Linked DNA regions of Homo sapiens: region 1 is linked to region 2. The links are chromatin contacts, found by Hi-C or POLR2A ChIA-PET in ENCODE. All regions are on one chromosome and are shown on one strand. The core of a region is the stretch at or near the end of the contact, and the rest is flanking DNA. Distances in the headings are between cores, read along the strand shown. Region 1 holds the start of SULT1C4 (sulfotransferase family 1C member 4). Region 2 holds the start of RANBP2 (RAN binding protein 2).

The links. A loop is a pair of places that touch in the nucleus more often than their neighbours do. ChIA-PET counts read pairs that join two places held with the same protein, here RNA polymerase II (POLR2A). Pooled maps may share reads with other maps.
Region 1: a pooled map shows a loop between it and region 2 (2.7-fold over the local background). The contact joins the promoter of SULT1C4 here to the promoter of RANBP2 in region 2. A Hi-C loop is called at or near these places in 3 of 50 pooled maps. POLR2A ChIA-PET finds 5 or more read pairs at or near these places in 2 of 52 experiments (WTC11 and activated T-cell).

Annotation. Positions count from the first base shown.
Region 1 is chr2:108,376,464-108,379,695 of GRCh38, reverse strand. SULT1C4 (sulfotransferase family 1C member 4) reads right to left here and starts at 1,742. Exons shown (of 7, transcript NM_006588.4): 1 at 1,190-1,742. The coding sequence starts at 1,358.
Region 2 is chr2:108,717,847-108,720,746 of GRCh38, reverse strand. RANBP2 (RAN binding protein 2) reads right to left here and starts at 1,265. Exons shown (of 29, transcript NM_006267.5): 1 at 1,069-1,265. The coding sequence starts at 1,140. RefSeq lists enhancers at 1,039-1,098, 1,179-1,368, 462-1,391, 1,392-2,322.

The DNA.
Region 1 (3,232 bases), core at 493-2,992, 340 kb after region 2:
ATGTATATGGTTTTAGTTATGATTAAATATTACTTTAGATGGCAAGTATTTAATTTTCTTAGTGTGCTTTTTGAATTGCTTAAACCTCATTAATGCCATGAAAAACCTAAATGAACCATATCTTTGTACTTGCGTTTGGCAGATAGAGAAAAGATTATTTATGTATTGAATTGATAATCAAGTGGAATTGTCAATGAAATTAAGATGATGAGATGTGATCCTCACCAGTGGCTACTTTTAGAAATTTACATTCAGAAAAATTTGATCCTGAATGGGCTCCTGATGAGTAAGATTGGGAAATCAGGACCAAAATGAAACAGATGGACAAAGAAGAGACCAAGGCCTCCATGTGCCTGCAGAATCTTCTGTCAGGATCTTGAGAGATAAGAACAAAAGAGGATTTTGAACAGTCTCAGAAAATACTGAGGTTTAGATTTTTTGATGTGTGTGTGTTTGTGTGTGTATAACAAGAGTTTTTGACAGCTTGATTTTGCAAAGAGCAAATGTATATACAATTTGTGTGTGGACCCAGTAATGTATTTCTAGTAGATATGTAGATATGCAAAAATATTTATAGAGAACTATTTCCACCTCATCATCACCCAATTTTTATGACGTGGTGGCTCGGCTTAAGCTAGTCCTACTTTTACAGACAACTTTGTTAAACTGATTGTTGAGATAAGGCAGTTGGTTCAAAACTTACCACAAAGGAAGGTGGAAATCAGAAGGATGGTTCTCAGACCCTGAGATGGGAGGGCTGCTGAGGTGATATCAGCATTGCAGAACCAAAGCTCCCCTATTTCTTTCCCAAATCAGACTCAGGATCACCTTTCTAGCTCACACACTCAAAGCAGCTTTTTACAAGATCTACAATAAGGGCCTAGATTGGGAATGAATAAATAAACAAGTCTACCCTTTTGCTCTTAACTGTTTTCACTCTCTCCTGGGAAAGTGAAAAAAAAAAAAAAAGGAAGTACATCATAGTATCATAGGAAGATTGAATTCTAAAAATTTGTATGTCATTTTAGTATGTTTCGGTATAGCTTCAGTTTCCACTAGTAACTTTCCTTAGCCATATCACTCTGTCCAGAGTTTTCCAGATCAACTTCTTTATTTCATGACTAATGCATACTTCCACTTACCTTCCTAACTCTCCTCTTCCCCTTCCCCTGCAAGCCCTTCCACCTACCTGCTTTAGGATAGGTAGAAATAAGCAGGTCATCAGGCTTGGCTTGGAAGTTCCAGATCTTATCCCAGATGTCACAGGTGTCTGTCGGTTGAAGAATTCCCTTCACGTAGTTGACACTTAAGCGCTTTGTTCCATCAAATGTAAAATCCTCCATGTCGTGTAAGGCCATTAGTGTAAGAAATCAGAGGGCTCTTCCAGACACAAAGTTATCTTCAGTCAGCATATGGCTGCGTTGTGGATAGAGGCAGCACTCTATCCACCACACTACCACACTATCCAGCCCTCTAGCACAGGCCTGTCTGGGCCAGCAAACAGGGAGAAAGTGAGTTGCAGGCCTCCCGACTCAGGTTCCAGGGAACTGGAACTCTTGTTTATGACTTTGTCCACTGGCAGTTTCCTGAGGAACTGCAGCCCCCTCCTCACCAGGCTGTGGCGTCACAGCAGAGGCGGCCACAAACCCTGCTGGCCAGCAAACAGGGAGAAAGTGAGCTGCAGGTCTCCCGACTCAGGTTCCAGGGAACTGGAGCTCTTGTTTATGAATTTGTCCACTGGCAGTTTCCTGAGGAACTGCAGCCCCCTCCTCACCAGGCTGTGACGTCACAGCAGAGGCGGTCACAAACCCTGCTGGCTGGGTCCCGTTCCAGCCCTTCCGTTCTCTGTGAGTTAACAGGACATAGTATCACATTGTTTATAGCTCTCATGTCTGTGTCCATTAAACCCTTCATAGATAATTTCAGTAATTATTCCTTCTGGGAATTTTAAACAATTAAAAAGTTGCAGGACTTGCCTGTGAAATTACAGATTCTACACAGAATGACTTCCCTGAGAGACTGCAGGGACTTTCCCGTGGGCTATTAACAGTGGGGGCCTGGATGGATCTGAATCTCCCAGTACAAACATCTGCCAGGGTCAGCTTTGTTATTTTTTAAGAGTAAAATAAATAATGCTAAACTGGAGAATTGTAGGGGTTTCATCACAGCTATGAAAACATGTATGCCTCATTTAAAGCAAAAGGGATGCAGAAAACTCCAGAGTTAACAGAAGACAGTGGCTGCCTTAGGAATCCATTCTGCCCCTGATAATCAGAAATTTCACAACTTGCTTCAGTCCCTGCCCCCGGCCTGGCCTGCACCCCAGGGCCATGCCACACTTGCTCCCCATGGCAGCACTCCTTCTGGAGATCTTGTCGGCTCTTGTGTGTCTGGCTGTCTGATTCTCTTTCTTCGTGTCCCAGCTTTGATGCCCCCTTTCTGGAGAAGCCTTCTTTGACTTTCTATGTCATCTCAAGTAGGTCCCTCCTATTTCCTTGCTCATGGCACTTTGTGTTCCTTTAGAGCAACCATTGACAGTTAGTTTTTGCGTGTTTACTTGTTGGCATTTTCTGTCTCCTTCACTACACTCTAAGGCACATGAAATGGGGCCTGTTGTTTTCTCACTGTTTGATAGCTGTATGCCTAGTGTCTGGCATTCTTCTATTTCTCGAAAGAATGAATGAGTAAAACTAAGCAAAAATTGAGGAAGCGAGTTCCTTGGGCCATCATTATGTGGGGACTAGGTGAGTATGGTGGCTGTGGCTTGACATCCTTCAGAGAGAAGTCAGGCTGCCTGTATTTGAACCCTGTGCCAAGTCCCAGTAGCTGTGGGCAATGGCAGGTTACAGAATCTTTCTCTGTTTCATATCACGCTTTTCCTCAGGTCTGAATTGGGGATCTTAACATTATCTACCTCATGGTTGTGGGGAGATAAAACAGCTTATTTAATGCTTGGCAACAGGGAAATGTTGAATAAATCATAGCTGTTAATAATAATGGGTGACTTTGTTCACCATTTCTCTGTGGCCCATGTTCTGGATGCAAACTCAGAAAAGATCAATTCTTTGGCTTTCCCTATTCCTCATCCCCTCCCTCCAGACCATGGTGAGGTGGATGGGCCCTTGAGACAGAGACTGCCAGGTGGAATGCCTGGGATGCATATGCATTTAAACAGACTTATAAAAATCACCTATAATTTTTCAGTTAGATTTTATTCTATAATCTTTTTGGC
Region 2 (2,900 bases), core at 16-2,515:
AACAATAAAAAGTGACTTGTAGCTAACATTTAGTGCTATGTGTCAAGCAATACCCTAAATGTTTAAAATGGATCATCCTATCAAATTCTATTAATGTTACAACTCCATCTATGGATGAAAAGTGTAACTGGCCCCAAATACCCAGCTTATAAACGACAGTGCTGTGATTATTCAAGCCAAAGCAAACTGACTCAAGATTCTGCGCACATCCACCTTTAATAGCTTCTTCCGTCACTCTTTAGATCCAATTACTAAAGTCTTATTGAATCCAAAATAGATCACATTATTTACATGTAAAGAGGAAAAATACCCTTAAAACATTTGTGGAAAAGGTTAAAAATTGCAAGCCATACTAACGATTTGTAAGAACTTTAGAATTTTTTTTTTTTAAGCAAAGGCAGCTACCAAAGTGTTCCGGGCGGGGAGGGGGGCGAGGGAGGTGAGTATGAGGAGCGGAGTGGAGCTGGACCCTTACAAAGGGACAGCGACAAACACCTCATACTCAAAACAAGGGGACTTTCAGTGTCATTTGCGCCGTCGGGCCATTGCAAATGTCCGCGCTGAGATGCCTACCTTGTCACTCGACGCAGCCGCCAAAGCTCACCCGGAGCTGCGTCAGTCCCCACTGGGTTCCTCCAGGCCAAGGAGGTACGACCTCCGCCGCAGCATATAAAGTATATGTCCAGGAGATGGGAAGAAACCCGCCGATACAGCACCCGGGTGCCCAAGCCCCCGAGAACTAGGCCGCGCGGGTACTACGGGGTGCGCGATCGGCCAGAAAGCCCGGGCCAGGGCGGCCCCAGGAGCGAGCACCGTCGGGAACAAGCGTCGGGAACAAGCCGGGAGAAAGAGGAAGCGCCGGCGCCAAAGGTCTCCCGCCCACCGCTGTCCCCCCAGGACTCTTCATGCGCTTGCAAGCGCCACGCCGCCCACAGGACTGCGCCAGCCGGCCGGCGCCTCAACAGAGCGCGCCAGGGAGCAGCGCCCGTCGGGAGCCATGACGCCTGAGCAGCGCGAGGCCGCCGCCCGGCCAGGTCGAGGCCGTCGGTCTCTTCGAGACCCACTCACCTGTCGAGGCGACGGGGTGGAGCCCTGCACCGAGGCGATGTACCGCTCCACGTCAGCCTTGCTGCGCCTCATCGCGCCGCCAACCTGGCTCCCGAGGCGCGTGAGACCAGCGCTCAGGCCCGCAGCAGTCGCCACTTCCAAGAGGAAAGCGCCTGCAAACCAGTGACGCAGCGCCGTAGCCGGCGGAGGACCACTGTGACGAACTTGCGGCGCAGCCGGCGGAGGACCACTGTGACGAACTTGCGTACTGCGTCAGCAGTGTGCGCCACGTTGGCGACGTCGGCGCTCGAGCTGCACTCGGCCAGGCTCTTGGCAGCGCCGCGTGCTCTGAGGGTGTCTTGGCAAGCCGGGATCAGATTTCGGCCGCCAGTGTCCACAGCCTAGGGCGTAGATTTCCAGCAGATAACAATTTGCGTGATGGGCTCTTAAGCGTTTTGGTCACTTGTTCTAAATTATAAGTGCGCAATGCATTGGAAGAAAAAAAGCACTCAGGCCAATTTGGTGAACGTGTAAATTGGAACAAAGTTTCTGGAGATGACTGGTTAAATACGTTGCATCGGACATGTGTGAATACTAAAGCATACATTTTTAAATTCATATCTTATTAAATGAGGGCCAGGCGTGGTGGCTCACGCCTGTAATCCCAGCACTTTGAGAGGCCACGGCGGGCGGATCATGAGGTCAGGAAATCGAGACCATCCTGGCTAGCACAGGGAAACCCCATCTCTACCAAAAATACAAAAAATTAGCCGGCCGTGGTGTCGGACGCCTGTAGTCCCAGCTACTCCGGAGGCTAAGGCAGGAGAATCGCTTGAACCCGGGAGGCGGAGGTTGCAGTGAGCCGAGATTGCGCCGTCTGGGCGACAGAGGGAGACTCCGTCTGAATTTAAAAAAAAAAAAAAAGGGAGATTTAGAACTGCATAATGAAAAAGACCACAAATATTAAGTTTTGGACAATTACAATTTTTTAAACAGTCATCTCGGCGGGGGATTGGTTCCAGAACCACCGTCTTATGCCAAAATCCACGCATTCCGCCGGGCGCTGTGGTTCACGCCTGTAATCCCAGCACTTTGGGAGGCCGAGGCGGGCGGATCACCTGAGGTCAGGAGTTCGAAACCAGCCTGGCCAACATGGCGAAAGCCCATCTCTACTAAAAATACAAAAAATTACCTGGGCGTGGAGGTGGGCCCCTATAATCCCAGCTACTCGGGAGGCTGAGGCACGAGAATCGCTTGAAACTGAGAGGCGAGGGTTACAGTGAGCTGAGATCGCGCCACTGCACTCAAGCCTGGGCGAGAGTAAGACTTCCTAAAAAAAAAAAGAAGAAGAAGAAGTCCGCGCATTCTCAAATCCCGCAGTCAGTCCTGCGGGTGGAACACTTAGAGGAAAAGTCAGACCTCTCTATATGCAGGCCCCTCCAATACTGTATTTTCTGTCGGCTTATAAGCGGGCCCAGGCAGTTCAAACCCATGTTATTCAAGGGTCAACTGTGTATATAGGAATAGCCATTCGCCTGGCACAGTGGCTTAAGCTGGTAGCCCCAGCACTTTGGGAGGTCGAGGCGGGAGGATCCCTCGAGTCCAGGAGTTCCAGGTTACAATGAACTGTGATAGCGCCACTGCATTCCATCCTGGGCACCAGAGTGAGACCCTTGTCTCAAAAAAAAAAAAAAAAAGGAAAAGGAATAGCCCCCCCAAATCTATATATATTTCACTAGCAGAATAACAGAACATACCAAAATTTAACAGTAATAATGTAAAGATTTTGAGCCGTCTGTATTTTCCAAATCTTCAAAAATGTCTATTTTGGGAATTTGGATATTAAAATCTTA